2 separate regions of the Mus musculus genome follow, and region 1 is linked to region 2. Evidence: chromatin loops called from intact Hi-C (ENCODE). Cell type or tissue: left cerebral cortex. All regions are shown on one strand.

Region 1 (5,000 bases), 400 kb after region 2:
TCCCCAGCACAAGTGAATTTTTTGGTTGTTCTTCTTTTTCGTATTTGGAATAGGTTTTTGCCAACCCAGAAGACTGCGCTGGCTTTGGCAAGGGAGAGAATGCCAAGAAGTTTGTTCGCACTGACGAGAAGGTGGAACGCGTGCGCAGGTAAACCAGTGTCTCTGGAAATTCCTCACTCAAGAATCATGCTCATGGAGTCCAGCCAGGATCTCAGGATCTTAGAGACTGGGGGAGGGGGGATGATCCACTTAATCTCTGTAGTAGGTGTAACAACTCCAGCAAATTAGATACATAGAGTTCTCCACATGGGGTTACAGTGACTCTTGTCAGCAATTTTGTTGCAGTTCTAGACTTTATTGGGGTCAGTGGCTGTACTCTGTTTATAGATACATAAAGATAATAGTATGCAGGAGACAGAGCACAGGCATTAGATTCTTGCAGCTATGTTATTTTTCTCTCAAATTCAGATGGTCAGTTCACATAAAACATCAAAGATCTTTTGCAGAAGAGTTAAAATGTGAAAGTTGAAACCTTTCAGAGAAATGGGAACTCTTCCTTCTGCTTTTTTTCTGCTTTTTTAATCTGTCTGTCTGTCTGTCTGTCTGTCTGTCTGTCTATCTATCTATCTATCTATCTATCTATTTATTTATCTATCTATCATTCCATCTATCTATCTATCATCTATCTATCATCTATCTATCTATCTATCTATCTATCTATCTATCTATCTATCTATCTATCATCCTCTATCTATCTATCTATCTATCTATCTATCTATCTATCTATCTATCTATCTATCTATCTATCATCCTCTATCTATCTATCTATCTATCTATCTATCTATCTATCATCCTCTATCTATCTATCTATCTATCTATCTATCTATCTATCTATCTATCTATCATTCCATCTATCATCCATCTATCATCTATCTATCCTATCTATCTATCTATCTATCTATCTATCTATCTATCTATCTATCTATCTATCATTCCATCAATCTATCATCTATCTATCTATCTATCTATCTATCCTCTATCTATCTATATCTATCTATCTATTCATCTATGTATGTATGTATCTATCTATCCTCTATCTTTCTATCCATCTGTCATCTATCCATCCTATCTATCTATCTGTCTGTCTATCTATTTATCTATCATCTATCTATATCTTTTTGCCTCTGAATGTCATTTGTAGCTTTCACACTTAGTATGTTGCTAATCCAACAGGTACTAAGGAAAGATAAACCAGATTTCACCCACACAGCTCAGCAGTACCATTAATATTCTTATTTCCAAGGCACCTGTGACTATAGGTCTGAAAGTATGTTCTTAATCTTTGTCATAAAGTCACATAGTGTGCCAAGTTTTTATACAGATATCTAATGTGAAATTTAAGTAATAGTTGCCCCCTTTCCATAACAGGTGGAATAGCTACATGCTGTCTTCCCAGTTACCATTTTCTTGTGCTCATATGAGCTGAACCATTCCAGTCGTATTTGAGCTTGTGATGTTACAGAACTATAATGCATCAGGGTCACGTTATAGACACTAAGCAGTCCTGTGATGGAGACTGAAAAACGTAAATGTAACAGACACTTGGAGAGATCGCCTCAGTTTGCTGAGCGAGGCAATGAAATAGAGAGCAAGGAGTTTTCCTCCTGCAAATGGGATGTCAGATAAACGCTCTAGATCGTATGAGCATCGTCTCTTCTTGCTTCTCTGGGAAAGTCTCAGAGGCTCTCAGGAAATCTAGAGTCTCTCCAGCCATGGGGCTTATGTCTCCAGATGATCCCGGGCCTGTGTTCATATATCCATGCAGGCTTCCTACGTTTGCGTCTTGTTATACTGGATGTAAAATCAACTCACCCCTCAATTCTTCCAACAAATCAATTGAAACACTATGGACAGCAAGAGAATGGAGTCTGTTGAGGCATCTGGGGGTCTTTACTGTGCACTGCAGACATTTATCCAGTAACAATATTTTTCTCTGGAGAGGAAGTGAGCGCTTGATACTTGAAAATGCTCACTTCTGGCTCTACAGGTTTCGTGCTGGGATCAGTCCTCTTATGCAAGCCAGTCCTCAAAAGGGGCTGTGCTAAATATATGCATACGAAATAGTTTCAGAACAGAAGATCCAATGTGAAAACCTCATATTGTGTCAAGTGTTATGATGAGAGTCAAGCTTAGAGAGAGGTGTCGGGAACTTTGGAGGCATTAAACCATTTTAAAGCTTTATCTGGCCTTTCTTAGTTGCTCTTTGACAACAGACAGTTGCATGGTTGATGCTAATCACGACTTTCTACTCATAGCATTGACTAGGGCTAGAAAACATTAACAACATCATGGTGACATCATTAGCAAGATGGAGAGGAACATTCAAGCCTTCTACACAGAAGCTTTAAAAAGCAATTTTATTTAGAGAGATCAGATTCTCTTTACCATTTATCCTGTCTGCCATCCTTACCCTCCTGTGGGTACTTCTAGAGGAGAAATCTATAATCTAGTCTGATGCTCTTCTTTTCGGACTACAAATAAGTGTTGCTGATGTTTAATGCTTTAGCCTGGGTACCTAAGGCCAGTGTGCAGCGCGCCCCCTGGTGGTCAGAATCTGAACTTCCAGTGTAGCAATAGGCAACCTTCTACAGAAGGGCCAACGAACCTATTTTCAGCCACATGTTTCTGAAAATTTGAGAATCAAATAAAATACCAATAGCATACACGTAAAATAATTTCAAAAGAAAATTACAGAATCTTCTTTTTCTATTTTTTTGTTAGACTTTCCTCTTCATTCTTTCTACATCAATTTAAAACCTGTTGCTATTTCCATAATCAAATGGCAGGGCCTGATTGTGGCTACACATGAAATGGAAGCTGTCCTTGAAGGTATTCAGAAAATTAATACATGTACATAGAGGGCAATTAGCTCTGAACTTAATGTAGTATGTGTTGACATGTAAAGAAATGTAACTCAGGGCCAGTTACCTGGGATCAAACCAGTTGTAATTGGACAAGACTAGACATTGACTTATTTACTTAATCCTATTTCACCTTATTCTAAGAGGAATTCAAGACCACAGTATCACAAGATAAACGAGGTAATCATGAAGGCTAGAAAATAAAATGGGTTGTTCTAAAGAACTTGGGTTTGGTTTTAAGGAAACACAAGGACTCTATAAAACACCATCTTCAGAGGTGGAGAGCACCCTTCCTGCAGAGTGTTCTGTGGATGCTGTGTGACCAGAGTGCGAATTCTGTCAAGAAACTGAGCTGTGGGTTAGAGGTCAACAAGACCTCTGTGGCCCCAGTTAATGAACAAAGCAGCCACTGGAAGGTTCTTATCTTGCCCCTACCTTCCTTGGGATGAGATCAAAGATCTTCAAAGAAGATATGAGATCAGCATATGTGTAGTAATCAGAGAATACATGGGGAGTAGTCTGTGCCTGTGATGGGGTGGTGGCATACAGGATCATGTCCCTGTGGCCTTTAGAAATATTTCATGAAGGAAGAAATGATGAGAAGTTACATTAATTTGAGAAATTAACCTTGTAAGAATTAACCACTCCACTGTATTCTTACTTGGAACCAGAGTCCTGTCTGAGCAGAGGGCATCAGGGAAATGTGGTTGGACACCCTTCACACACATCATAGTTGGTCATGCCTTGATAATTCATTTAAAACGATCAGGGCAACTACAGTCCAGGTCAGGAGGGTGCTAAAAACCACGAGGGTCTTAAATGAGAGTGTGGCCTCCAGAGGGTGTGGGAAGGTCTTCCAGAGCATGGGGCATGGGGAATCAAACTAGGCAGAAAGTTTCCTGGGAGGAAGTTGGGAAGGAAACCCCTGGTATACTCTGAAATGGAGGTGAAGGGCTGGGGAGATGGCTTACTCAGTGAACTGCTTGTCCTGCAAGCAAGCTGGGAGGGGTGGAGCAAGCTCATGGTCCCAGCGTTGGGGAGACAGACATAGGTAGATCCCTGGGGCTCACTGGCCAGTCAACCTAACCAACCCTGTGAGTTCCAGTCCAACGAGGCAACTTGTCTTAATATATAAAAAAAGTGTAAGTTGATGGTCTCTGAAGAGCGATGGCAGAGGCTTTCCATTGGTATCTTTATACACCAGCATTTACTGTGCACTCTCAAGTGCATTTAAGGAGGACCAAAGCAGGAATCAGCTCTCCATTCCCTTGGCTTGTTTCATGGGAGAAGTGGGATACCCATGTCTAGGTATTCTCCAGGCCTCTTATAGCCTTATGTTGTCATGGTTTTTTGTCTTGAGCTCTTAGGGAAGGCAGGAAGAGAGGGAAAGGAGCTACCACTCAGAGGTCATTGTGCATTTATGATGTCAGAACATGGCGGTAACATGAAAACAAGCCTTCCTGTTCTGAGATGCGTAGCAATAGTTGCCGACTCTACCAAACAAATTCTAGGCTGGGTTGTCTATCAGTTGCTCATTCTGTGCTTAATAAAGCACACTGCATTAGATAATTAGTCACTTAAAACTTTTCAGGTCAACAGTGGAGGTACTGTTCATAACACTCCAAGTCAGAAAAGCCTACAGTGCCACAAGCCAGAGGGAAAACTCTGACTGAAATAAGTTTTCTCTTTTCTTCTAATGATAGTGTACAGATAAACTTTAAGGAATGATATTCTTCCATTTCTTGTTTCCTTAATATCTCTCTCTCTCTCTCTCTCTCTCTCTCTCTCTCCCTCTGTCTTTTTCTCTCATTCATTCTGTGGTTTGAATAAAGAATGTGTGAGATCTGCGAGGTATCTCCCATATCTCAGAGGATAGCTCTGTGTTTTATCTGGATATGAAAGAACACTAGATTTGATGCTGCTTTATATAAAGAAATTTCTACACAAACACTCTGAAGTGAAGGAGGAGTTCTGATACAGATCATAAAAGAAAGAATATTCTTCATTTGCGAAGAAAAAAATTTTATCAAAAGAAACTTGAATTGCAAAAGTGATACTTGTACTTAAATGAATGATGTG
Region 2 (5,000 bases):
GCGCGTTCTAGCTCCTAGACTACCTTGGCTGTCCCCTGAGGGCTCTGGAACACTACCCACAATTCGGGTCCAAGACTACATTGCTCCGCTCATGCAAGAAAGAATCCAGTCCTGCCACTCACATGATCCTACAGCTAAAGTTCCTAAGTCTGATTCTGTCTAGTTCAATTGGCCATGTAAGCATTTAAAAATGGTCTGGGAGACTTCTGGAGCTGGGGAATGCTCAAGTCACAGGCCTGACCTGGAAAGACAGGGAACAGGTAGGGTGATGACCTGGCTGGGCTCCAAGCCCAGGAGCTGGAGAAAAGTTTAAGTGGTACAGGACCGAAGAGGCGTGGCTTTGGTAGGGCGTTGCAAAAGGGGCGTGGCTCTGGGCGGGGACTTGACAGGAAGGAGGAAGGCCAGGCCCGTGTGGCGACCTGGAGCAAGGGTTGGCTTTCAGCGGTGGCCACAATGGCTGCTCACTGCCGGGGCACAGAGCTCGGTAAGGGCCAGCGGGTTGCGCTCCCCTTCGCCAGGTTGGGGGTGGGGGTGCCCAGGGCGATCCCCGGAGGGCGGAGACCTGAACTGAGGCAGAACTCGGGGACAGCCCTGTCGCCAGGCTCTATGCAGTCTTAACCCTTTAAGCGGAAGCAAGGAAGGGTTAATTAGATCTTTGCACTATGTAGCTCTGTGGTCGCAGTAAACCAACCCGAGTGAAAAGCCTGCCGGGTACTTGTGTGCCATTCATTTACTGCCGGACTCACGTAGCCATTCCCAAAGTTGGCTGTGCTGGTGGTCATCGCCGTCTGCTAAAAATGATTTTAAATGCTTAGACAAAATGTTCTTTTTAAAACTATTTTTCACCTTATTGATACTAGTTCAGATATTTCTGGGAAAAAAAATTAAAAGTCTGTAATTCAAACGTAGCAAAAACGTGACTGAGCCAAATGTCAATGACTTAACTTTGCATAATAGATTGTTTGCTTTGTATCCTGGACCCTCTTAGGTGTGTGATTTTGGGTAAATTACTCACTCTGTGCTTATATACCGGCATCTGTAAAGTAGTTATTTATTAGGAAGCTACTTCTGTCTGAAGGTGGTTTGGATAGTGTGAGGAGGGGATACTTGGAGCCGCTGGTATATTTCTCTGCACTTAGTGTTGAATAAGCAACGATAATGAGCGCACTAAGTTCTTTTCATAGGGACTGATTTTGAGTGGCTGTGAGTGATACACAGGGTTACTCTTTTCAGAAGGGACTTGCCAGTCTAGACTTTAGAAGTGTTTAGAATTGCATGCTTGACAGGTAGTCTCTGTACCAGGTTAATGGCACTTTAGTCCCTCTCTCCAACAGAGCCTTACACTTTATCCCTGCAGTGTAAACTTTAGCAGTGACCCTGGAAGATGGACTAAGGGCTGAAGATGAAGCTAGTCTGCATCTTTGTACAAGGTCGAGGATGTAACATAATTCCCCCCCCCCCCCAACAGCTCTTTTAAAGTTTCAAATTTTCCTTTCAGGAGATGCAATTAAGCCAATTTTACTCCCCCCCCCCCCCCCCGCCCCCAGCCCCTAGGTTTCTCTGTGTAGCTCTACACTGTCCTGGAACTCACTCTATAGACCAGGCTGGCCTGGAACTCAGAAATCCACCTGCCTCTGCCTCCCAAGTGCTGGGATTAAAGGCGTACGCCACCACTGTCCGGCCATTTTTACTTTCTTAAAGTGTAAGTCCTGGGCTGGGTGCTATTGCACACACCTGTAACCCCAGCATCAGTTGTGTGTCAGGTTAGCCTGGACTATATAGAAAGAGCTTTCTTAAAAAGCCATCAAAACACTACCTTTCCCGTGTTGCAAAGTAACAGTGTAGACATTAACAGCTGCTATTTAGAGTAATAGTTAATGTGCACTCACACCTCCATGTATAGATTATATTTTCCTTACTGTTCTTGTTATAATCACATAGATTGCAAGAGTTTTTGTGTGCTGTGGTATTAATCCTTAGGCGTGACACAGCTGTAATCTAATCTGCTAAAGTAAATCACGTGAATTATATATGTACTATGAAAAAAATTGTTCTGTATTAATTTCAACATTGCTTTAATTGATGAGTTTTGTGGTTTTTTGCTGATTAAAGACATCTTAATGTTTTTAATGAGTACTACTTTTTAAAAAGAAATTAGCGTTATTTAAACACATTTGTATTAAAAAATTTTTAGGAAAATGCAGTTATCACCAGGGAGATTGTAGAATTCATTAGTCATTGTTATTTACAATTTTTTTCATTTTATTTTTATTTTATGTGTGAGATTTTGCCTGTACACGGTCTGTTTACCATTACACGTGCAATGCCTGTTGAGGCCAGAAGAGGGCATCCAATCCCCTGGGATTGGATTTCAGATGGTCTATGGCTGCCATGTGGGAGTTGAACTCAGGGCCTCTGGAAGAGCTCTTGACTGCTGAGACATCTATCTCATCAGCCTTTAAGACAGCTTTTAAAAATCAAATGTATTTGTCTACTTTGTGTGTGTGTGTGTGTTAGTGCTGGGGGTGGGAATACGCGCATGCACACCTCTGGAGATCAGAGGGCAGCTTTCACAGTTATCTCACCTTCTACCTTTTGACAGCCAAGATTCAAATTCAGGATGTCTAAGTGTGGCAGTAATTGTCTTTGCCCACTGAGCCATCTGGCTGGCCCTGAACTTGATTTTTAGGATGAGAACTCTGCAAGGAAAGTTTCTCCCAGCAGGGGATGTGTAAAAGAGGCTTTCCAGACAGGGATGCTCTGATTGTAATAGCAGAACGTGGATGTCCAACCGTCTGGGTCTGGGTGGTTCTGGAGCACACTCAGGAAACCACCATGCTGGTTGTTTGTTAATCCCTCCAGGGTCTGTCAACCAACATGTTCTAGACCTTTCCTTAAAATGTCCATAAACATGTTTTTTTTTCTTCAGTTCCCCAAGTAACCTAGGCCCTTACATGTGGACCAGTGGAATACATCTTTACTTACTGTTTGGCGAATCTGTCCATGCAGCTGTGTGTAGACAGGAGCCATGAGTGCCCTGCCTTTCTGGGTTTGAATGTCAGTCAAAGGCCATTTGATGACATCTGGTTTTATGTTTTTATTTTATGTATTTATTTATTTATTTATTTTTTGGTTTTTCGAGACAGGGTTTCTCTGTGTAGCCCTGGCTGTCCTGGAACTCACTTTGTAGACCAGGCTGGCCTCAAACTCAGAAATCCGCCTGCCTCTGCCTCCCAAGTGCTGGGATAAAAGGCATGCGGCGCCACGCCCGGCTTGACATCTGTTTTTAAAGGCATCTCACAGTTATGGTGGTGGTTTTGTCTTGGGATTTCTATAACTGAGGAAAGACTATGAGCAAAAACAAGTTGGGGGAGAAAGGGCTTATTTCCCTCCCTGTTCGTCTTTGAAGCAAGCCTTGAGCAGACACTTAACTAGGGCAGGGGTCAGGAGCCATGAGAGGATGCTGCCTTCTGGCTTGCTCAGCTTGCTTTCTTATAGAACCCAGGACCACCAGCCCAGGGATGGCACCACCCACGGTAGGCTGGGACCTCCCTCATCAGTCACTGATTAAGAAAATGCCCTTCAGGCCTGACTCCGTCCTGATCTTTGTGTAGGCATTTTTCCTCCAGTTGCAGTTCCCCCTTCTCGGATGACTCTAGCTAATGTCGAGTTGGCATAAAGCGAGCCAGCGCAACAACTTCATTTCAAATTTGTGCCTCGTCAGAGGTATCTGGAAAGTGGGGATTTTGTACTGGGGAGCATTTTCCCAATGTCTTACTTCATGTCAGACTGTTTCTGTTAAGGGAAAAGTTTCAAGCAGATCTTAATTGTGAAGAAACAGGGACAGTTTAACAGACACTGTTAGTAACAAGTGGTACATATATAGCTATGGTTGAGGGTGTTCAAAACAAAGAATAATCTTGGTGTAGCACAAAGGAACACAAGGATGAAGCCAAAGCAGCTCAAAGTCCACTCTTTCTGCAAGAAGGGTGTTGAGAAACCAAACCCTGCTAGCAGGCACCCTGGGCATGACATTCCCTTGGCTTTTATTTTACAAAGGTGGTGAGTGTGTCTTTCCCCCATTTGCTGTGGTCTAACTTCATCGTGTTCTGAGGTGGCTGGTTTTGGGCTTTATGCATATGGGTGGTTTACCTGCATATATGTCTGTATGCCATGTACATTCTGGTATCCTTGGAAGCTGAAAGAAGTTATCACCTCTCCTGGAGCTGGCGCTTCAGACCATTGTGAGCTCTTGGTGCTGGGAGTAGAACTTGGGTCCTCTGCAAGGGCAGGCAGTGCTTTTAACCACTGAGCCATCTCCACCAGCCCAATTCAAAGTCCTTTTAAAAAAGATTATAAATGGAATATCCATTCATCTTTTACCTTTGTGCACTTATGAAGTTATATATATATATATATATATATATATATATATATATGTGTGTGTGTGTGTGTGTGTGTGTGTGTGTGTGTGTGTATTTCTGAGATGGTATTTTTAAAAATTTTTAATATTAATTTAATTTTAATTTTATTTATTTTTTTGTGTATGGGTGTTTTGTCTGCATGTACGTTTATGTACCACATGGGTGCCTGGGTGCCCTTGTCTCCCCTGGGACTGGTGTTACATGCAGTTGTGAACTGACATCTGGGTACTGGGACTCAAACTCAGGTCCTCTGGAAGAGCAACCAGTGCTCTTAACCACTAAGCTGTTGCTCCAGTCCCTGAAATGATCTGACATATTATAGTTTGGCTTAGAACATTTTTAGGTGAGTGTGACCTTGAATCTTAATCCTCCTGCCTCCACCTCTCAAGGGCTAGGATTATAGGAAGCCTGGCTTAGACTGCTCGTTAAGTGAGTTGTGATAACAGGGGTTCTGGCTCCCCGAGGTCATCGTCTCTTATTTTTGTGTTTGTAAGAGCTTGTGTGAGACTAGGAGCCTGGGAAGCTCCCTTCTCCCCTCCTGTGTGGACTCTGGGCGGCTGTATGCATGGCTGCCCT

Evidence for each region. Peaks named below come from ENCODE experiments on the same cell type or tissue, not always from the same donor. Only the 100,000 strongest peaks of a DNase experiment are listed, where the experiment ranks them.
Region 1: a loop joins it to region 2, with 4 times the contacts of the local background. A loop is called at or near these places in 10 of 42 quality-filtered maps.

The regions. Positions count from the first base shown.
Region 1 is chr6:138,150,715-138,155,714 of GRCm38, forward strand. Mgst1 (microsomal glutathione S-transferase 1) reads left to right here. Exons shown (of 4, transcript NM_019946.5): 3 at 54-148. Among named protein-coding and RNA genes, the nearest start is that of Mgst1, 13 kb to the left of the region's middle. In left cerebral cortex, a CTCF peak has its summit at 2,604 (motif pointing left); a DNase peak (open chromatin) is centred at 2,597.
Region 2 is chr6:137,754,155-137,759,154 of GRCm38, forward strand. Dera (deoxyribose-phosphate aldolase (putative)) reads left to right here and starts at 423. Exons shown (of 9, transcript NM_172733.1): 1 at 423-484. The coding sequence starts at 454. In left cerebral cortex, a CTCF peak has its summit at 2,339 (motif pointing right); DNase peaks (open chromatin) are centred at 378 and 2,375; H3K4me3 peaks cover 1,012 bases.